2 separate regions of the Homo sapiens genome follow, and region 1 is linked to region 2. A link is a loop called in an ENCODE intact Hi-C map of the cell type or tissue named here. Cell type or tissue: chondrocyte. All regions are shown on one strand. Links, peaks and the distances in the headings refer to the core of each region. The heading gives the core; the rest is flanking DNA. Region 1 overlaps VWF (von Willebrand factor). Region 2 overlaps LOC105369625 (a long non-coding RNA gene).

The links. A loop is a pair of places that touch in the nucleus more often than their neighbours do. Peaks named below come from ENCODE experiments on the same cell type or tissue, not always from the same donor. Only the 100,000 strongest peaks of a DNase experiment are listed, where the experiment ranks them.
Region 1: a loop joins it to region 2, with 9 times the contacts of the local background. A loop is called at or near these places in 3 of 110 quality-filtered maps.

Annotation. Positions count from the first base shown.
Region 1 is chr12:5,962,616-5,970,615 of GRCh38, forward strand. VWF (von Willebrand factor) reads right to left here. Exons shown (of 52, transcript NM_000552.5): 45 at 6,596-6,776; 46 at 5,512-5,552; 47 at 4,871-4,987. Among named protein-coding and RNA genes, the nearest start is that of ANO2, 21 kb to the left of the region's middle. RefSeq lists a silencer at 3,386-3,572 and enhancers at 5,178-5,679, 6,952-7,565. In chondrocyte, for the core only: CTCF peaks have their summits at 3,431 (motif pointing right), 3,639 and 7,471; DNase peaks (open chromatin) are centred at 3,481 and 6,753.
Region 2 is chr12:6,278,195-6,292,178 of GRCh38, forward strand. All of the region lies in intron 2 of LOC105369625 (a long non-coding RNA gene), which reads right to left. Among named protein-coding and RNA genes, the nearest start is that of PLEKHG6, 25 kb to the right of the region's middle. RefSeq lists a silencer at 320-799 and enhancers at 1,809-2,103, 2,935-3,434. In chondrocyte, for the core only: CTCF peaks have their summits at 6,998 (motif pointing left), 7,238 and 10,276; DNase peaks (open chromatin) are centred at 4,067 and 6,247.

The DNA of each region.
Region 1 (8,000 bases), core at 1-8,000, 320 kb before region 2:
CACTGCAACCTCTGCCCCCTGGGTTCAAGTGTTCAAGTGATTCTCCTGCCTCAGCCTCCTGAGTAGCTGGGATTACAGGCACCTGCCACCACCCCCAGCTAATTTTTGTATTTTTAGTAGAGAAGGGGTTTCACCATGTTAGCCACGATGGTCTTGATCTCTTGACCTGGTGATCCACCTGCCTCAGCCTCCCAAAGTGCTGGGATTACAGGCGTGAGCCAGCACGCCCGGCCAGCAATTCATTTTTTACAAAGGCACCGACATAATTTAATGAGGAAAGGATCATCTTTCAACAAATGGTGCTGGACCCACTGGATAGCCACATGGGAGACCCCTACTTTATACCACATTTAAAATTTATTCCTCATGGATCATAGACCTAAAAGTAAAACTAAACTATAATGCTTCTAAAAGAAAACATAGGATACTATCTTCATGACCTTAGAATGGACAAAAACTTCTTAAACAGGACATAAAAAGCACTAACCATAAAAGAAAAACATCTATAAACTGAATTTTATCGAAATTAAACTTCTGATCTTCAAAAGACACAATTAAGAAAAATAAAAGCTGAGCCACTGGCTGAAAGAAAATATTTCATTAGATACCTTATAAAGGACTAGTATCCAAAATACAGAAAAAAACTCATAATCAATCATTAAAGGGCAAACAACCCAATTTAAAAATGGCCAAAAGCTTGAACAAACACATCACAAAAGATGATATGGCCAATAAGTATGTAAGATGCTCCACATCATTAGCCAACAGAGAAATGCAAATTTAAAATACTAGAAGATTCTGAAATTAGAGAAGCAGTAAGGAAAAAATGCTAGAAGATATCACTTCACAATGGCTAAAATTGAAAAGCATGACAATACCAAGCATTGGTGAGGAAGTAACTGGAACTCCCATAGAATGCTGGAAAAAACTTCTCCCTGAGAAGCATGGTAAGTTGCAAATTGTGTCTCTGCTGTTCTCTTGTATCCCCAGCATCTGGCCCCTACTTGGCACCCCTACACTCACAGAGGAGGTAAGTTCAGCTAGGAACTTGTTTTCCTGTTTGTTTTGTTTCGTTTTTGAGACAAGGTCTCGCTCTGTCACCCAGGCTGGAGGGCAAGTGGTGCAATCATAGCTCAGCGCAGCTAGGGACTTGTTGAAGCGGCATAAGGTAAGAGCGCCTTATTTATATCTGCATCGGACAAAGAAGCAGCTTCGAGACACAGGACTGGGAGAAAAACAGGGCTGGCAACTTTTTATTTTGCAAAGTAAGAGTGTTTTAAACAATTTTAATAAAATAAAAACCAAAAAGCAGCCAGGCGCAGTGGCTCACGCCTGTAATCCCAGCACTTTGGGAGGCCAAGGTGGGCAGATCACGAGGTCAGGAGATTGAGACCATTCTGGTTAACACGGTGAAACCCCGTCTCTACTAAAAATACAAAAAAAAGAAAAAAATTAGCTGGGCATGGCGGTGGGCGCCTGTAGTCCCAGCTACTCAGGAGGCTGAGGCAGGAGAATGGCGTGAACCTGGGAGGCGGGGCTTGCAGTGAGCCGAGATCTCACCACTGCACTCCAGCCTGGGCGACAGAGAGAGACTCTGTCTAAAAATACATACATACATACATACATACATACATGCATACATACATACATACATACATGCATACATACATGCATACATACATACAAAAAGCTACCAAGCTACCATCTACTGTCTCATCATTCCCTAAAAATTATTAGCTTTGCTTTCAGAAGAAAAACAAATTATAGTTCTTTTGACCCTTTCCACCTTCGTACCCCCAAAAAACAGAAAGAACGTAATCACATAATCCCAGAATTTTTTAAAGAATCAATTTAGCTTTGTGAGAAACCAACTCTGTTGTCATTCTTTTTCTCATTTTGCCACATTTAGTGATCACCATTCAGAGATCCATTCATTGGGGTCCTGAGGCTTTTCTATTATGAATCACCAAGTCAATTTGGAGCACCCAGACAGACGACCTGTCCCAAGGTCAAGGTTAGGAGTCAGTAAGCTTGCTCAGAGATTAATTTAAACCATTTGCTCTCATAAATCAAGCCATGAACTTGGCGTGTCTTCAGGAGCAGGCAGAAGGAAAAGCCAGTGAGGACAGGGCAGTCAGGGAGGCAAAATCCCCACAGCAGGAGGCAGAGGGCAAAGTTAGGCCAAGAAAAGGAAAGGTGGAGGGCAGTTATGCGAGAAGAAAGATTTGGAAGAAAAGGGAAAGGAGGCAGAAAATAAGCCGAAGGGGGCAACAGTGTTAAGGGTGTGGCAGGGGCTTGGAAGAAGCAAGGGAGGGAGGAGAGAGCATGGAAGTGAATGGAGGGAACAGCCTGCTCTGCAGCATGTCTCCTACCCGGCAGGGCCAGACCACAGCTGCACACGATGGACAGGACTTGTTTGGGCACTGCTGGATTTCCTGGCTGCTGCTGGCTGGGGGTATGTGTTCCACATTTCCCCGTTCAAGGGGAGGGCAGAGCTGCCCTTTGGGTTTTCCCCAGAACATTTGATCACCGCAGGAAACATCCTTCTCAGGAGCAGCCTCTTCCTCCTCCTGCTGAGCAAGTTCCCAGCCAGCCCCAGAGTTCACTTGTTTAGGTCTGAGCAGCCAATTAGTCCTGCTTTCCTCACACAGTTGTCCTCCTAAAACTGCCTTGCACACCCCTCAGGGCCCCTTTCCATGTATTTCATCGACGGCTCGCAGCCCTTCCATCCATCTCCCCGTGTTTCCCTTTTCTCACCCCGGCTTCTGGCTGCCGGTTATTCATTCACCATGCCCTTCCCTGGAAGGTCTATTCGACATTCAACCCATTCATTGCTCAAGGTCCACTCAGGGTTGCCCTCCTCCGGGACGCCTTTCCAGGGTTCCACAGCAGAGTGACCTCTCTTCCTCATGCTTTCTTTGAGCAGTCAGCTGTCAAGCCTCATCTCAACCACTTGTCAGCACAAACTGCCTCCTGCTGCTCTCCCTTTAGGTAAGAGCACTGGCTTCCCTGGGAGGCAACGGAAGACTCACATCTCGGGCAACACTGGCACTTCAGCCCAACGTGGGCAGTTCAAGCCGACCTACCTAGACCTAATTCACCACAGCTACCCCCAACCCAGGAGGTGTCCCAGAGACCCTTCGTGGCAGAAGACGTAGTAAGACTAGCGGAGGACGCTGAGCTAGAACGGGATCAGCAGAGGCCGGATTCAGCAAGGCTTGAGAGATGCATAGAGGGAGGGCGAATCTAAGGGATCTCAAGAGAGAGGAGGTGGCTTGCACTCCCCTGGGAGATACCAGAATTCTGGAGAAAAAGAAGAAGAATACACAGGCCAAATGGGGCCATGGATTTTTGAGTATTTGGAAACCTACATCTGAGACTGGATTCTAAAGGTGGATTTCTCCAGATACGGAGGAAGCGGCTGTGGCTCCCTCTGAACACCAGAGGGCACTGCAGGGAGTGAGCGGGCCTGCCCTCCAGAGAGCAGGCTGCAGTGCCGTCTCCACAGGCTGGCATTGAGGTGGGCGGCCTGCTGTCTCCTGACTGCCCTGATTGGACTTCAGTGGACATCCCAGGAAAAAGGGATGCCACACGACTCCAGGCAGCATTGTTTCGTTCCATATGGAAGCCCAGATGTGTTCTAGGAGGGTTGTTACACAATACACACACACACACGCACACACACACGTGTGCACACAACTGGGCCCCAAATCCTAAAACATCAACTGGGATTTTTAAAAAATAAGCAAAAGGAAAACCACATACTTACCTTCTTCCTAATTAAGGAATGCTCTCTCTGAATCATTCTCTCAGAAACAGCTGTGTCTCCTACAGACCCATCCGCTCCATACTTCTTTTATTAAGCCCATACTTTGAGCATGATACCTCTAATTGCCATGAAGAACACAGATGTAGAACATCTACCTGTCCCTTGTCCTCAACAGTGTAAAACGCACCTGCACGACCTCTTGGCCCCCACCCCCTCCCCTCTGGCCACTGTGCTGCCTGCTTATAAGAGGCTCCTCTCCACCTTGCTGCAGCCCCGACTGTCTCACCGAGCTGAGGGAGACAAGCACTTCCCTGTACCCTCTGAGAAAGCCATCGCCATAGTTCATGCATCTAGCTCACAAGAGACTCCTCTGACCAATGGCATTTTCTAAAACAGCAGAAGCCCCACATCCAGAAGGGAGCTTGAGGAAGAAGCCAAGGCCCCTCCTGAGCTTGCAGGCCCTGCCCTGCCGCCATGGGCTCAAAACTTCCCAGTGAGGTGTTACTAAAAGTCACAGCTGAAACCCACGGAATGCCAGTTTCATCTCCCAAACTAGGAACGAGGAGTCCACCTCTCAGAACCACCTCAAGGAAGTATTCAGAACAAGCATCGTCAGCATGGCCTGGCAAAAACAGGGTGAAATATTTGAAACCATCCAAATGTCCCGCAATAATAGCTTGGTTGTATACACGAGGCACATCCATTCAAAGGAATGTTGTGTAGAGCCTTGCACATAGGAGGTGTCTGATAAATATTTGTTGACTAATTTTTAATATTTTCAAAGAACGGTGGTGCTGTTTCTTAAAATACATAAAGGGATACAGAATTGTAAACATAGTATCATAAGCCTGGCAAATACTGTGTTTATTCTGAAAACTCAGGAAGAAAATGTTTGCAACTTATAAAACTAAAATTATAATTATTTCTGAGGCATGCAGTTTGGGTGGGTGATTTTTAGTCTCTTCTTTATTATTGTCAATTATTGTTTATAATCAGAAAATAATGAGAGATTTATTTATTTAAAGACCGCAGTGAGGTCCCACTGCCTGGGTCCCACACGCGTCCAGTCCATGCCCTCGGTCCCCATTGAGCCTCTCTTACCAGGGGGCAGGGGTTGCAGGTGGTCTTCCTGCACTCCAGCTTGAATCCAGAGATGACCCCCACCTGCACCATGCAGCGGCAGGTCGTGCACACATCGATCATCACAGTCTTCCCGGGCTGGAAGCAGAGGCACCAGGGTCAGGCCCCCCAGCATCCCCCAACCCCCCACTCACCTCACTCTCATACCCTGTCTCCTGCCCACCCACCCATAGCTCCCATGAGCCATCGCTCTGCTGCTCCTCCTGTCTCCTATGGCCCACTGCCTTCCCGTCCTCCCACCTCCAGTATCAAGATGGTAAGAGTGAGAACTTTCATGCCAAAGAGGCAGCCCAGGTAGTGGCAGAGGGGACAAACTAAAACGTGCACAATGACTTCAGAGTGCTTCTCTGCACACAGAAGAAATGCACAGGTGCCTGAGGTGGGGGCCAGGAAGTGAGTGTGAGACAGGCCCGGAGAGTCAGGAAGATGGTCCTAGCCTGGGCTCCATGATGCCAGGCACGTCCCACAGGCAGTGGAAAGCTGGGGTTGGGTCTCTCTGGTTTCCTTCATTTCTGCTTTACAATGACTTGCCTGCTCCCCTTCCCACAGTACCCCCTTCCCTGTCCCCACCACTTGCTCTGGAGAAGAGGACAGCGGCTCACCCCAATGACAGTGCCATTGAGCATGCAGGCCTCCATGCGCTCTGGGGGAGAGAAAAGTGCAGAGTGAGAGTGGGCAAAACACACCCTGGTGAGACCGGCGAGCAGGCTGCTCTCTTTGGGGCTCCTCCTCCGTGTCTGGGCCTCCCTCCTGTATCGGTCGGCCCTTTCCCCCCACCCCACAACCCAGCGCTGGGGGTCCTACTGCTGGAGCCCACAGCGGCCTCCCTTCCCCATGCAGCCCACAATGAGAAGAGCCCCGTACGTTCTCCAAGTGACAGCGCTTGCTTATGTGAATTTACATTTAAGAGATGGGATGAATGGGAGGATGTTTGGGTTTATGAAACAATGAAACGCTACTCTTGAAAATTTCAGTTTCAAGAATTCAGTGGCCAGGCACAGTGGCTCATGCCTGTAATCCCAGCACTCTGGGAGGCCGAGGTGGGCAGATCACTTGAGGTCAGGAGTTCAAGACCAGCCCAGCCAACATAGCAAAACCACATCTCTACTAGAAATACAAAAATTAGCCGAGTGTGGTGGCGCACGCCTGTAATCCCAGCTACTTGGAGGCTGAGGCAGGAAAAGTGCTTGAACCCAGGAGGCCAAGGTTGCAGTGAGCCAAAATAGTGCCACTGCACTCTAGCCTATCCAGAGATAGCGCCAGTCACTCCAGAGTGAGAATCTGCCTCAAACAAACAAACAAACAAATAAATAAAATTCAGAGCAGGATATGGTAGAAAGAACTAGTTTTTGTTGTTGTTGCCATTTTTCTGTTTGTTGGCAGCGTTGGGGTGGCAAGTTGAACGCCTTCCCCTGGGTGAAACGTCACAGCATTTCAAAGGTGGTCTCCAAATCAGAGAAGCCTAGGGCCGAATCCCAGTCTTGCCATGTAGTGATCTTCAGGAAATTCCTATGGTTTTCCCATTTAATTTGCTTTCTCATAAAAGCAGTAGGAGCAGATGGGAAGATTTCGGTCCTATCCATTTCCCTAAGTTGCTAAAAAGGCAAAGAATTCAGGAGCCAAAAGTGGAAAGAGAGGCTTAAAGGTGGTGCCCGGTCCAGCCCAGCCCCAGCCTGCATGCCTTACCACAGCGACAGCTTGGGCAGCACGCTGAGGTCTTACAGCTCAGCTGAAAGCCCGAGGGGCAGACAGGGACCTCCAGCTGGGGGCAGGAGACGTTCCTTTGTTGTATAAAGACCTCCTCCTTCACTCGGACACACTCATTGATGAGGCAGGGGTTCTCCGGGGAGGCCCACTGGGAGCCGACCTGCAGGGCACCAGAGTTAGTCCAACAAGCTGGGGCAGGGCTGGAGCCCAGGGTCCCATTGGGAATGTGCTCTTCTCTCAGGAAGGTGGTTTCTAGACGTGAAGCCTGGCTTAACATGTAAGTCCCACCACAGGGTAGGGCCCACGGAGGGGATGAGTGGGGCTCGTCTCAGTGAGCACCACTCAAACAGTTTGGGTCAAAATCACCTGACTGAGGCACCCAGGCAAGCACCTTGGAGAAGCCAGGGGACTCACCCTCCCTTCCTCAGCATTGGTTTGAGCTGAGCTCAGATACTCCGGCCAAGAAGCAGCACTGTGGGCCATCAGTGGGAAGGTGCAGCCGGGAAGCTCAACCCATTTCCCAGGCTGGTGCCACTTCCCATGGTAAGGGGAGACAGGGAGCTGGCAGAAGCCCGGGAAGGCTGGCCTGGGACCCCTGCAGCCCTGCAATCTGTCCACGAAGACTGCACATGGGTAGCCTGACCCCAAGGGTTGTCACCACGGGCAAGAAGCTGAAAGGGCCCAAGACCATGGTTCAGAAAAGTCACCAGGAGGATCTTCCCCAGAAAATGTCACTCCGAGTGCCCTCTGTGTCGGCCAGCACCCAGATATGTAACTAGGTGCCCTCTGCCGCCATCTCAGGCCCTGACCTACTTCTCCTGGTGCCTGCTTATTTCTTCTCCTTCCAGATGAGGTGTAGAAAATGCCAAACACTTGCAGCCATTCTCTTCACCCCCCACTCCTGACTCCCTGTGGCCAAATCTTCCCACTGCAGGCCTGATTCCACCCTCCAGACTTCTCCCTCCTCTGATTACTCACTCACTGAGCCTTGGCCACTGGCTCATTAAGAGGACCCATTGCCACCACCCCCCGCTGACCCCTGACATGGTTCAGCAGCAAAGCCATTGCCAACACCCAAGTCTTTTAGGTAAGATGGAGACTTGAGGTAGAGGAGAGAAGCCCAGGTCACCTTATGCTTTGCAAACACTGATGAGGGGCAGGGTGGGGTAGGCCTTGAAGGGAGATGAGAGATGGGGAAAGGGGCAGGAATACTGAGCGCAAAGGGACCAGCTCTCAGCCCCACCAGGATGGGGCAGCCCCTGATCTGAGCTGGACCTTGACCCTGGGGAGAAGAAACAAAACCTGCCTCCATCCAGGGCACATGGGAGCAGAAGCACTAAAAGGTGGGGAGGGGAGAACACAGGGAAGAGAACCCATAGGCAAC
Region 2 (13,984 bases), core at 2,827-10,826:
AGCAGAGCTGACTTGTGAGTTCTGGGACTTTTGGAGAGTCCCTGCGTCCGTCCGTGGGCGGGATCTCCAAGGTGAGGCCGGTGGCCCAGGTTTGGCAAGTTTTCTGCAGCTTTAACACACTCGGCTTCTGAGCCAGATCCTGTCAGGACACCTTCTTCAACCTGCCAAGCGGGGACCCACCCAGGAGTTCCTATTTTTTCCTGATTTGCTCTGAGAAGAGGCCGAAACACCGGGGTACACCCAAGAACGGAGAGGGCTTTCTCCCCACGTGTTAGCCAGGGGGCACATTTCCCCCGCGGCGGCCGCCCATGGCCGGGCCTTGGCAGAGCTGTCCCTCGAATCCGGGCCGAGCCGGGGCCGGCCCCGAAACCCGCTCTGGGAGGGAAGCCACGCCCGGCCCCAGGAAAGGAGCGACGGGAGGGCCCGCGGGAACGGCCTGGCCCAGGCCCGCGCGCCCTGCCCTGTGTTCCCGGGAGGCGCGGTCTCCTGGCGGCAGGGGAGTCCCGGGAGGGCGCAGGGCGGCGCAGAGCCTGGGATCCCCGAGGGTCAGGGCGAGCCGGCGGCCAGGGCGCGGCCGGGCGGGGAAGCCAGGGGCGGAGGGGGCGCGGTAAGCCCACGGAGGGCTGACTCATCCTGGCGCCGCCCTGACTCACCCGCGGCCGCCCTGGCAGCCCCGTCCTGCCGCGCCCCCTCGCGGCCACGCGCGGAAGCGCAGCCGGGGTGCCCCGCCCCGCCCCGTCCGCGCCCTCCTCGGAGCGCCGAGCTGGCTTTGAGCTCTGGCGAGAAAGCGCCAATCGGCGGCAACCCGGGAATCCAAGGACATATGGGGTGCATTGGAGTATTTTTCCATTTTCTTGTAGATAATGAGGTCTCGCTCTGTCGCCCAGGCTGGAGCGCAGTGGCGCGATGTCGGCTCACTGCAACCTCCACGTCCCAGGCTCAAGCGATCCTCCCGCCTCTGCCTCCTGGGTAGCTGGGACCACAGGGGCGCGCCGCCACACCCGACTAATTGTTTCGTTTTTTGTAGAGGCCGGGTATTGCGGTGTTGTCCAGGCTGGTCTGGAACTTCTGGCCTCAGCCCATCCTTCGGTCTCGGCTCCCAAAGCGCTGGGATTATAGGCATGAGCCACTGCCCCCGCGCCCACTTCTGCTTCTAAAAAATGAGTTTCAGGGCCCTCTCCTGGTACCCCAAGCCAAGGCCAAGTGGGAACTGGAAGCTGGAACAGCCCAACTACCCACCCAGCCTGCAGAGGAGAGACCAGAAATAGCCCTTAGCTTCCAGGGAGATGGCGAGTGACCTGATCCTGCGCCTGGTCGGCAGGCCCTTGAGAGCAGTGGCCTCCTCTGTCTTGCTCTCCACCCGATCCTGACTTGTAAGCCCCGTTTGCCCGCATAGTCCCACAATGTACGAAATGAATGGATGGATGAGGGGCTCTGGGGTGCAAGGGAGAAGGAAGCAGGCAGAAAAGCCTTCCTCATCGGGGGGCTTCCTCCTCCACTGTCATCCGCAAGGGACTAAGGTCCTGAATGTGAGTGCCCAGCAGATCCATGCCTGGCCCCAGCACCCTGACTCACAGCCCTCTGCCTGGGACAGTTACCCATTTCTCCTTCCCGGTGGAGCTGGGTCCTGAGATGGTGGCAAATTCACTGGCGTTGAACAGAGACTGGACTAACGAGGGTGACCAGCACTTACCCGGTGCCACCTACCATTGTGCTGAGCCTTTGTGCATAGTTTTGTATTTAATACACCTACCGTGGGCGGGAGGGGGCTGCTATTGTTGTGCCCATACTAGGAGAAGGGAGTGAAGACTTAAGGAATGGCATAAGGATCATTTGCATAGCTCTTAGTTATTTGAGCAACACATTCATTTAATTCCACAGCAATGTGGGGAATGAGGGACTCTTCCCTGCTTTCCAGGTCAGCAACAGGAAAAACAAATGATTTGCTCAAGGCCACACAGCCCCAGTCCTCAAACACCAAGTTCTGGCCTTTTTCCATTTCCGGCCACTGCCACTCCACCTTTCCCCACCCCTAGGCAGCAAGAGTGACTCACTCTCTGAACTCACTCCACATCCCAATTCCAGCACCCATGAGTAACTCTCCCTTTGGATAGCTTTGCACCAAGAACAAACCTAAACAAACCCTCTGCTGGGAGGTGAACTCCTCCTTCTGTTTTGTTCCTGCTGTGTCTCCAGTTCCTAGAATGGCCAGCTCCTGGGGCTCAATAGGTTTGTTCAGTGAACGAAACCTAGACCAAAGGATGCCAGGCAGTGCCTAACAGACCTCCAAAAGACTGGAGGAGAAGGAAGTGAAGGAGTGGGGGTGGGAGTCAGTTCTGGTCCTAAACCTCCCCGGAAAGAAAAGAGATACTTCCTAGCGTTCCTTTAGTGGCCAGTCTTCATGCCTCATATCCTATGGGGTCAGAAAATTCTTCCTCAAATCTAGCCTTGATCTTATTCTCACATTCCCCACACACCTTAGGGGCAGGAAATGAGGTTGGTGTCCTCCAGGCTCCACATGGCTGCTTCCAGAAGTTACGCCCCACCCCCACCCCCACCGCACCCCCTCATGAACATCCTTTCAGGGCATCCCATTCCAGCGCTCTCTCCTCGTCGCTGTCTTCCTCTGGCCTCCTGCTCGGCCCCTGGCTCCCGTCTTGCTCTGCACCCACTCCTCTCATTATTCTAGGCAGCCTCCTCATCCGCGCGGGGGACCTGTCTGCCACCAGGGCCTCCTTGTTCCTTGTCCTCTTCTGCTCTGCTGACCACTTCCTCCACCCCAGCCTCCCACTCCTGGGGCACATCCTGACCTTGTCCTTTACCTGAAACTGACCTACCTCCGAGGCCCTGTCTCCATCCCCCTCTCTGTCCACCTGTCCCCCAAGGCCATCCCTCCTCTGGTTTCTCCTCTCACTTCAACCAGTAGAGAGACAAGGGTTCCTCATGAGAGCCACTCCTTTGCAGAAGTCCCCCATTCCCTTCCCTCTCTCTCCCTCCCGTCATACTCTCCTGACAAAGCCTTGCCCCAGATGAACCGCTCCAGGCCACACCAACAGCGCCCAGCATTGGTGGAGGAAACACAACCACCAGAGCAGATGAGGGCACTGTCACTTCTTGTCGTCACCCTCCAGTGGGCTCCCAGTGGCACCAACAGACCTAAGATGTTTGTGAAGTTGGTTCTCGCCCACTCTCCGCTGTGGCCACCATGCACAGTCTCCAGTGGCCTAGAACTCTTCTCCCCCAACCACGCCCCCTATTTCAGCTGACACACTGCTCCCTTCGTGGGGGATGTAGAGTCATCAGACAAGAACTTTCTTAACTTCCTAAGGCCAAATTCACCACTTACATGAGACCCCGCCTCCTATTTCTTTCCTGATAGCACAAAAGAGGGGCCCCCAAAAGCCAGCTGTCCACAGGCACTCTGGACTCTGTCCTCTCATGTGTCCCCACTCTGCTGACTGCATCTTTACCCTCTCCCTGCCAGATCTTCCCTTCAGCATCAAAACATGCATTTGGGGGCTGGGTGCGGTGGCTCACACCTGTCATCCCAGCACTTTGGGAGGCCAAGGCGGGCAGACCACCTGAGGTTAGACGTTCGAGACCAGCCTGGCCAACGGGGGGAAATCATCTCTACTAAAAATACAAAAATTAGCCGGGCGTGGTGGCGCTCGCCTGTAATCCCACCTACTCTGGGGGCTGAGGCGGGAAAATCGCTTGAACCCAGGAGATAGAGTTTGCAGTGAGCCGAGATCGTGCTGCTGCACTCCAGTCTGGGTGAAGGAGTGAGACTGTCTCAAAACAAAACAAAACAAACAAAAAACATGCATTTGGTAACACGGGCATCTTAAAAAGCCAAAACGATCACCCAAAGCTCCCTCCTTTCCACCTCCCCCTCACTCACGACTGCGCCCCGTTTCTCTGCTGTCTTTCAGAGCCCAGCTTCTCCGGAGCTGCCTGCTCACGAGGCTGCACTCCCTCTGGCCTCTGCCACTCCCTCCCGGCTGGGCTGAAACTGCTCTTGTCCAAGTCACCAACAGCCTCTGCGCTGCCTGCCGAGCACAGTGGGTGCCTCGTCCTCTCCCCATCGTCCTTCACAGTGGTCGCCTCCATTGTAGGCCGCTCCCTGCTCAGTCAGCTCCTGGCACTGAGCCTCCTGCTTTTCCTCCCACTCTGTGCCTCCTCCACCCAACTCTAAGCATCAGGGGCTGGTCTCGGCCCCCTTCCTCTCCATTTGCAATCTGCCTAGGCCTAGGCCATCGCTTACCTTAGATACCATCCCCAGCACCTTGACTCCCAAAGTCTCTCTCCGGCACAGACTTCCATTCAGCTCAAGACTCATACCTGACTGCCTACTTGACCTCACCACTTGAAAGCCTCCAGGACCTTAAAACAGAGCCTCACTGTCCACCCGTCCCATCAGCAGGCCCACACCACATGACAGGCCAGCCCCACTGTGACCCACACCACAGAACACCCTTGCACTTTTCACTGCGCCCAATCTCTCCTCCACCCCAGCCAGAGTGATTCTGGAATTTGTACCATGTTCATGTATTTTATAATTTCTAAAACATTAATTAAAAATAAAAAAAAACTTGAAAGCAGGGTATCAAAGAGATACCTGTACACCCAGGTTTATAGCAGCGTTATTTGCAGCAGCCAAAAGATGGAATCTGCCAGGGTACAGTGGCTCACACCCATAATCCCAGCACTTTGGGAGGCCAAGGCAGGAGGATCACTTGAGCCCAGGAGTTCAAGACCAGCCTGGGCAACATGGCAAGGCTCTGTCTGTACAAAATTTTTTTTTTTTAATTTAAAAAATTAGCTTGGTGTGGTGGTGCTTGCCTGTAGTCCCAGCTACTCGGGAGGCTGACGCAGGAGGATCACTTGAGCCCAGGAGGTTGAGGATGCAGTGAGCTATGTTTGTGCCACGGCACTCCAGCCTGGGCAACAGAGTGAGACTCTGCTGCAAAAACAAAACAAAACAAAACAAAAAAACAAAAAAAGGAATCTTCCCAGTGTCCATCAGCAGATGAGTGGATAAACAAAATGCTACATACAGTGGAATATTATTCAGCCTTAAAAAGGAAGGAAATTCTGACACATGCTATAACATGAATGAACAGTGAGGACATTATGCAAAGTGAAATAAGCCAAGGACAAGCACTGTATGATTCCACTTAGCATCGTCAAGATCACAGAGACAGAAGTAGAATGGCGGTTGCCCGGGGGAGAGGAGAATGGGGGGTTATTGTTTAATGGGTTCAGACTTTCAGCTTGGCAAGGTGCAAAGAGTTCTGGAAATAGGTTGCACTGCAGTGTGAACGCATTTAGCACAACTGAAATGTACCCTTAAAAATGGTTAAGATGGGGCCAGGCATAGTGGCTCACGCCTGTAATCCTAGCACTTTGGGAGGCTGAGGCGGGTGGATCACCTGAAGTCAGGAGTTTGAGGCCAGCCTGACCAACCTGGAGAAACCCCATCTCTACTAAAAATACAAAATTAGCTGGGCATGGTGGCGCATGCCTGTAATCCCAGCTACTCAGGAGGCTGAGGCAGGAGAATCACTCGAACCCAGGAGGCGGAGGTTGTGGTGAGCGGAGATCACGCCATTGCACTCCAACCTGAGCAACAAGAGCGAAAGTCCGTCAAAAAAAAAAAAAAAAAAAAACGTTAGGATGGTACATTTTATGTTGTTTTTTTTTGCCATTATTAAAAAGAAAAACCCATAAATTAGCTCAAGTTTCTTTCTCCCTTGCTTTTACTTTTTGGTTCTTTGAGAGGAAGTCTTGCTCTGTCGCCCAGGCTGCAGTGCAATGGCGTGATTTCGGCTCACTCTGCCTCCCGGGTTCAAGTGATTCTCCCGCCTCAGCTTTCACCATGTCGGTCAGGCTGGTCTCGAGCTCCTGACCTCAGGTGATCCACCTGCCTTGGCCTCCCAAAGTGCTGAGATTACAGGCGTGAGCCACTGGCCCAGCCTCTCCCTTGTTTTAAACTCCACGATGGTGTACTGTTTCCCTTAGAATAAAGTCTGAATTACTGACCTGGCCTAGAAAGCCCTGCTGACTGCACCCCCTGCCCAGCCAGGCCGGGCTCTCCCTCCCTGAAGACAGTCCCGGCTTCACCTTGAGCTAATATGCTGTTTCCTCGGACAGGCCTCCCCTAGCCAGTGTACCTGCAGGTTTCCCCACCGTCTCTGCTGTGCCCTGTTCATTTCTTTGGAGCACAGTTCCCAGTGTGTAGCTACACGCTTGTGTGTTTAGTGTCTATCTCCAACCCCCACGACCGCCGTCACCACCTCCTCCAGGCATGAAGCCCCCCGAAGGCAGGAACCAACGCTGCTTGGTCGCCAGACTGTCCTCAGCACCCAGCACAGCTCTGGACATGTCCTTGGTGCCTTCCACATCTTTGCTGATGAATGGGTGAGGCTCTCTCTCAGTGCAGCAACAGCGCAGAGCTGGACACTCCAGGAACTGAACCCCAGCCTCACCACTTCCTAGCTGTGTGACCCGGGCAATCTTTAGCCTCTTTGAACTTCAGGCTCTTCATTGGTAAAATGGAGACATCTTGCAAGGTAGTTTGAGGCTTGTATTAAATAACCTATAAAAAGTGTTTTCCCCTGGTCAACCAACTGGTCCCTAACATCACTGTATTCTACCCCTTCAAGGGGATACTACTACTTAGGCAATAATTCTTGACTTTTGGTGGGAGAAGACGGTCACATACACCTTTGAGAACTTGATTACAACTATAAACTACCTCTAGATAGAGGTATATACACTTACTCAGACATATATATATAAATTCTGAGGTTCACTGACCATAAAAAGTCCTACCATGGTTGCCAGGTTAAGAACCCTGAATGTAAGGAAAGAAACGAAATTAATGTGGTTAAAGAGCTGAAAGCTCTTTGGGTAGCCGTCAAGAATACGTGGAGAAGAATAGGAACGCCAGACCCAGGGGGGTCCAAGGCTGGCGTCCCTAGTGCCACAGTGCCCTCTGGTGGTAGATCATAATCATTGCTGCGTACTCCCAGGCCAGAGGAAGAAATGTAGGACTCGGAAAATGCCGGAGTCCACTCTGTCTCCCCTCAAGCCTCCAGATTTGTACACCCATCTGTCCTTCAGTCATCTTCCCCACAGCCCATCTCTTAGGAATTTGATATCTCTTAAGGCAGTGAAATGTTTCTCAGAGTGAGGCCCAAGGACAGTTTACTCAACAGGTCCTCAGGTAGACAGATAGTTTCAGAGGACAAAGTGATCAACAATTTTGTTCCTCTACTTTTCACAGATCTGAAAAATGACAGCGATTATGGCTGTGACAGAAATATCATTACGTTCTAATAATGATTATGTTTTTAATAATTATTACAATCTTAAAATTGGCACAAGGGGTTTCCAGGACTGCTTGAATTACCTTGACTAATCCTTTTGTTGGCTTGTTTGTTTTTTGAAACAGGGTCTTACTCTGTTGCCCAGGCTGGAGTGCAGAGGCTCAGTCTCAGCTCACTGCAGCCTCAACCTCCGGGGCTCAAGAGATCCTCCCACCTCAGCCTCCCAAGTAGCTGGGACCACAGGCATGTACCACCATGCCTGGCTAATTTTATTTTTTGTGGGGACAAGGTCTCACTATGTTTCCCAGGCTGGTCTCCAACTCCTGGGCTCAAGCAATCCTCCTACCTCAGCCTCTCAAAGTGCTGGGATTACAGGCATGAGCCACTGTGCCCAGCCACCTGGGCTAATCTTATTTTCCATCCTATGCATGTTGTTGTTTATATTTTAAAATATGCTTTATGCATTCATATGCTTGTGCAATATCTGCAAATTACAAAAGTTATTAAATGGCTCAAAAGTGCTTCACTGACTCATCAGAGTAGCAATGAAAATGAAAATATACATCTGACAGCTCAGAATAATGTCATCCACATAAACAGTGAACAGGATTTCACTGGGAATATAAAATAGCTGTATGTGCTAGGAAGAAGGAAAAATGTAAATGATTATTTAGCCCAAGCAGCAAAGAGAAACTGTAGAGAAGAGCTACCTCAGAGAGTATCTAGAAACTGGGTTTTACTGGCTATTCACTCCTTGTCCTCAGTGAATTATCTGCTATGAAATGTCAGATCTTGGCTCGAAGTCATCAGATCTTTTGTATCAGTCACAATCAGAGTCTACTGATTTATTTTTTTTTCCAGAATAAGCAGAAAGCAACATTTCCCAGAATAAAAATTTAATTTTGTGCAAGAATATAGCATATCCTTCAAAACTGCCCTCACTCTTACAGCTGCAAGTCACTGGATGGCAAAGAAGTCAGACAAACCAGCTGGGAGGTTAATGACATTAATACTTACAGAGAAGCAGTTTTATCAAATGCCACTGTTGCATGTCACATAACCATGGCAACCAGCACACAAGAGCAATCACCATGATGTGTATGTACTAGCAGAGTCCTTTTTTTTTTTTTTTTTTTGAGACGGAGTCTCGCTCTGTTGCCCAGGCTGGAGTGCAGTGGTATGATCTCAGCTCACTGCAACCTCCAAGTGATTCTCCTGCCTCAGCCTCCTGAGTAGCTGGGATTACAGGCGCGTGCCACCATGCTTGGCTATTTTTTTTTTTTTTTGTATTTTTAGTAGAGATGGGGTTTCACCATGTTGGCCAGGCTGGTCTTGAACTCCTGACCTCATGATCCGCCCACCTCGGCCTCCCAAAGTGCTGGGATTACAGGCGTGAGCCACCGCGCCCAGCGAGAGTCCTCTTTATGGCTGCAAAACTCCTGATGTACAGACTGAAATGGCTTTTGTGTGACTCAGGCTGCAGTCATGAAGGACACATTCCTTTCAACATGGTCTTGTGGAAACAGGCAGCATGTACAAGGGAATGCTTCCCCATCACTCCAACGCCCCACCCCACACACACACCATGAGCTACTCTGACCCTAGAGAGCAAAGGTGAACTGCGTTTTGTTTTAATTTGGCATTTTAATTGAGATACAATTCACATAATTTAAAAGTCACCATTTTAGGCCAGGCGTGGTGACTCATGCCTGTAATCCCAGCTCTTTGGGAGGCCGAGGTGGGCGGATCATGAGGTCAGGAGTTGGAGACCATCCTGGCTAACACGGTGAAACCCCGTCTCTACTAAAAATACAAAAAATTAGCCAGGCATGGTGGTGGGCACCTTGTAGTCCCAGCTACTTGGGAGGCTGAAGCAGGAGAATGGCGTGAACCCGGGAGGCGGAGCTTGCAGTGTTGCAGTGAGCCGAGAGCGCACCACTGCAGTCCAGCCTGGGCGACAGAGCAAGACTCCATCTCAAAAAAAAAAAAAAAAAAAGTCACCATTTTAAAGACCAGGTACAATGGCTCACACCTGTAATACCAACACTTTGGGAGAACAAGGCAGGCAGATCGCTTGAGCTCAGGGGTTTGAGATCAGCCTGGACAACATGCCCAAGCTCCATCTCTACAAAAAATAAAATAATTAGCCCGGTGTGGTGGTGTGCACCTGAGGTGGGAGGATCACTTGAGCCTGGGAGGTTGAGGCTGCAGTGAGCTCTGATTGTGCCACTGTACTCCAGCTTGAGCGAAAAAGTGAGACCGTATTTAAAAAACAAAAAAAAAGTTAGTCCGAATTCTCTCCCTATGCTGTCCCCTGGCAACTGCTAATCTATTTTCTGTCACTATGGATTTGCCTATTCTGGACATTTTATATAAATGGAATCACACAATATCTGACTGGCTTCTTAACAAAATGTTTTCAAGCTTCATGCATGTGGTAGTATGCAACAGAACTTCATTCCTCTTTACGGCTGAATAACATTCCATTGTATGGTTATGCCACATTTTGTTCATTCATTAATCACATCACTGGATGGACATTTGAATTACCTTGGCTAATTTTTTTTTTTTTTTAAGAAAGGTTCTCACTCTGTTGCTCAGCCTGGAGTGTAGTGGCGTGATCTTGGCTCACTGCAGCCTCAACCTACCAGGCTCAAGAGATCCTCCCGCCTCAGCCTCTCAAATAGCTGGGACTACACATGCCACATTTAGTTCATTCATTCATCACATTGCTTGATGGATGTTGGGGTTGTTACTACTTTTTGGTATTATGAATAATGCTGCTGTGAACATGTATGTACAAGTCTTTGTGTGAACATGTTTTCTCTTCTCTCAGATATATACCAACAAGTGCAATTGCTGAGTTATATGGTGATTCTATATTTAACTTTTTGAGGAGCTGCCAGACTGTATTCCACAGCAGCTGAATCACTTTACATTCCCACCACCAGTATATGCGGGCTCCGATTTCTCTATAATCACACCAACACTGGTTTTTTGGTTCTTTTTTTTTTTTTTTGAGATTGAGTCTCGCTCTGTCACCCAGGCTGGACTGCAGGGGTGCCATCTCGGCTCACTGCAACACTGCAAGCTCCACCTCCCGGGTTCATGCCATTCTCCTGCATCAGCCTCCCAAGTAGCTGGGACGACAGGTGCCCACCACCACGCCCTGGCTAATTTTTTTGTATTTTTAGTAGAGATGGAGTTTCCCTGTGTGTTAGCCAGGAATGGTCTCGTTCTCCTGACCTCGTGATCTGCCCGCCTCGGCTTCCGAAAGTGCTGGGATTACAGGCGTGAGCCACCGCGCCCGCCTGTTTTCCTTTTTTTTATTGTATAGCTATCCTAGTGGATGTGAAGGGATATCTCATTGTGGTTTTGATTTCCATTTCCCTAATAACTAATGAAGTTGACCATCCTCTCATGTGTTCATTAGCCATTTCTATATCTTCTTTGAAGACTATTCAGATGCTTTGCTCATTTTTCAAATTGGGTTGTCTTGACTGTTGAGTTGTAAGAGTTCTTTGTATAGGCCGGGCACGGTGGCTCACGCCTGTAATCCCAGCACTTTGGGAGGCCAAGGCGGGTGGATCACCTGAGTTCAGGAGTTCAAGACCAGCCTGACCAATATGGTGAAACCCTGTCTCTACTAAAATAACAACAACAACGACAACAACAAAAAATAGCCGGGCGTGGTGGCGGGCACCTGCAGTCTCAGCTGCTCGAGAGGCTGAGGCAGGAGAATCACTGGAACCCAGGAGGTGGAGGTTGCAGTGAGCCGAAATTGCGCCATTGCACTCCAGCCTGAGAGACAGAGCGAGATTCCATCTCAAAAAAAAAAAAAAAAAAAGAGTTGTTTGCGTATTCTGGATGTTAGGCCCTTATCAGGTAGATATTTTGCAAATATAGTCTTCCATTCTGTGGATTGTCTTTTCACTATCTTGTTGGTATCCTTTAACCTACAATGTTTTTAATTTTAGTAAAGTTTGATTTATCTTATTTTTTCTTTGATTCTTGTGCTTATTTCTAAGAAACCATTTCCTAATTCAAAATCATAGAGATTTTCACCTGTTTCTCCGTTTTTTGTTTTTTGTTTTTTTGAGACAGGGTCTCCTTCCGCTGCCCAGGCTGGAGTACAGTGGTGCGACGTCGGCTCACTGCAGCCTCAACCTCCCAGGCTCAAGTGCTCCTCCCACCTCAGCCTCCCAAGAAGCACACCATCATGCCTGGCAAATTTTGTTTTATATTTTGTAGAGACAGGGTCTCACTATGTTGCCCAGTCTCCACCTATATTTCCTTCTCAGATTTTTATAGTTTTAGCTCTCACATTTAGATCTTTGATATATTTTGAGTTAAGTTTTACGTATGGTATGATATGAGTTCAAATTCATTCTTTTGCATGTGGACATCGATTTGTTTCAGCATCATTTGTTGAAAAGGCTATTCTTTCCCCCACTGAATGGTTTTGGTAATGTTGGTAGAAGTCAATCGACCATAGATGAGTGGACTGGATTCTGTTCCGTTGGTGCATGGACTGGATTCTATTCCATCCGTGTGTGGACTGGATCCTGTTCCGTCGGCGCGTGGACTGGATCCTCTTCCGTCGGCGCGTGGACTGGATCCTGTTCCGTCGGTGTGTGGACTGGATTCTATTCCCGTCGGTGTGTGGACTGGATCCTGTCCCGTCGGTGTGTGGACTGGATTCTATTCCCGTCGGTGTGTGGACTGGATCCTCTTCCGTCGGTGCGTGGGCTGGATCCTGTTCCGTCGGTGCATGGACTGGATTCTGTTCCGTCGGTGTGTGGACGGGATTCTATTCCCGTTGGTGTGTGGACTAGATCCTCTTCCGTCGGCGCGTGGACTGGATCCTGTTCCGTCGGTGTGTGGACTGGATTCTATTCCCGTCCGTGTGTGGACTGGATTCTATTCCCGTCCGTGTGTGGACTGGATTCTGTTCTGTCGGCGTGTGGACTGGATCCTCTTCCGTCGGCGCGTGGACTGGATCCTGTTCCGTCGGTGTGTGGACTGGATCCTCTTCCGTCGGCGTGTGGACTGGATCCTGTTCCGTCGGTGTGTGGACTGGATCCTGTTCCGTCGGTGTGTGGACTGGATTCTATTCCCGTCGGTGTGTGGACTGGATCCTGTCCCGTCGGTGTGTGGACTGGATTCTATTCCCGTCGGTGTGTGGACTGGATCCTCTTCCGTCGGTGCGTGGGCTGGATCCTGTTCCGTCGGTGCATGGACTGGATTCTGTTCCGTCGGTGTGTGGACGGGATTCTATTCCCGTTGGTGTGTGGACTAGATCCTCTTCCGTCGGCGCGTGGACTGGATCCTGTTCCGTCGGTGTGTGGACTGGATTCTATTCCCGTCCGTGTGTGGACTGGATTCTATTCCCGTCCGTGTGTGGACTGGATTCTGTTCTGTCGGCGTGTGGACTGGATCCTCTTCCGTCGGCGCGTGGACTGGATCCTGTTCCGTCGGTGTGTGGACTGGATCCTCTTCCGTCGGCGTGTGGACTGGATCCTGTTCCGTCGGTGTGTGGACTGGATCCTGTTCCGTCGGTGTGTGGACTGGATTCTATTCCCGTCCGTGTGTGGACTGGATTCTGTTCTGTCGGTGTGTGGACTGGATTCTATTCCCGTCGGTGCGTGGACTGGATCCTGTTCCGTCGGTGCATGGACTGGATTCTGTTCCGTCGGTGTGTGGACGGGATTCTATTCCCGTTGGCGTGTGGACTAGATCCTCTTCCGTCGGCGCGTGGACTGGATCCTGTTCCGTCGGTGTGTGGACTGGATCCTGTTCCGTCGGTGTGTGGACTGGATTCTATTCCCGTCCGTGTGTGGACTGGATTCTGTTCTGTCGGTGTGTGGACTGGATTCTATTCCCGTCGGTGCGTGGACTGAATCCTGTTCCGTCGGTGCATGGACTGGATTCTGTTCCGTCGGTGTGTGGACGGGATTCTATTCCCGTTGGCGTGTGGACTAGATCCTCTTCCGTCGGCGCGTGGACTGGATCCTGTTCCGTCGGTGTGTGGACTGGATTCTATTCCCGTCCGTGTGTGGACTGGATTCTATTCCCGTCCGTGTGTGGACTGGATTCTGTTCTGTCGGTGTGTGGACTGGATTCTGTTCCATCCGTCTGTTTATCTATCCTTATGCCAATATCACATCGTCTTGATTACAGTAGCTTTGTAGTAAGTTTTGAAAATTAGGAAGTATGAATCCTTTAACTGTGTTCTTTTTCAAGTTTGTTTTGTTTATTTTAGGTCCCATGCAATTCTGTATGAATTTTAGGATCAGCGTGTCCATTTCTGGGGTTTGGGGGGACAGTTTCTATAGAGATTGCATTGAATCTGTAGATAAATTTGGTATCAACATCTTAACAATATTAAGTTTTTAGACAATAAACATAGGCTGTCCTTTGATTTTATTTAGACCTTGTTTAATTTCTTTCAACAATATTTTTCAGTGTACAATTATTGCATTTCTTTGGTTAAATTTATTCCTGGCAGGGCGCAGTGGCTCACGCCTGTAATCCCAGCACTTTGGGAGGCTGAGGCGGGTGGATCACGAGGTCAGGAGATTGAGACCATTGTGGGTAACACAGTGAAACCCTATCTCTACTAAAAATACAAAAAATTAGCCAGGCGTGGTGGC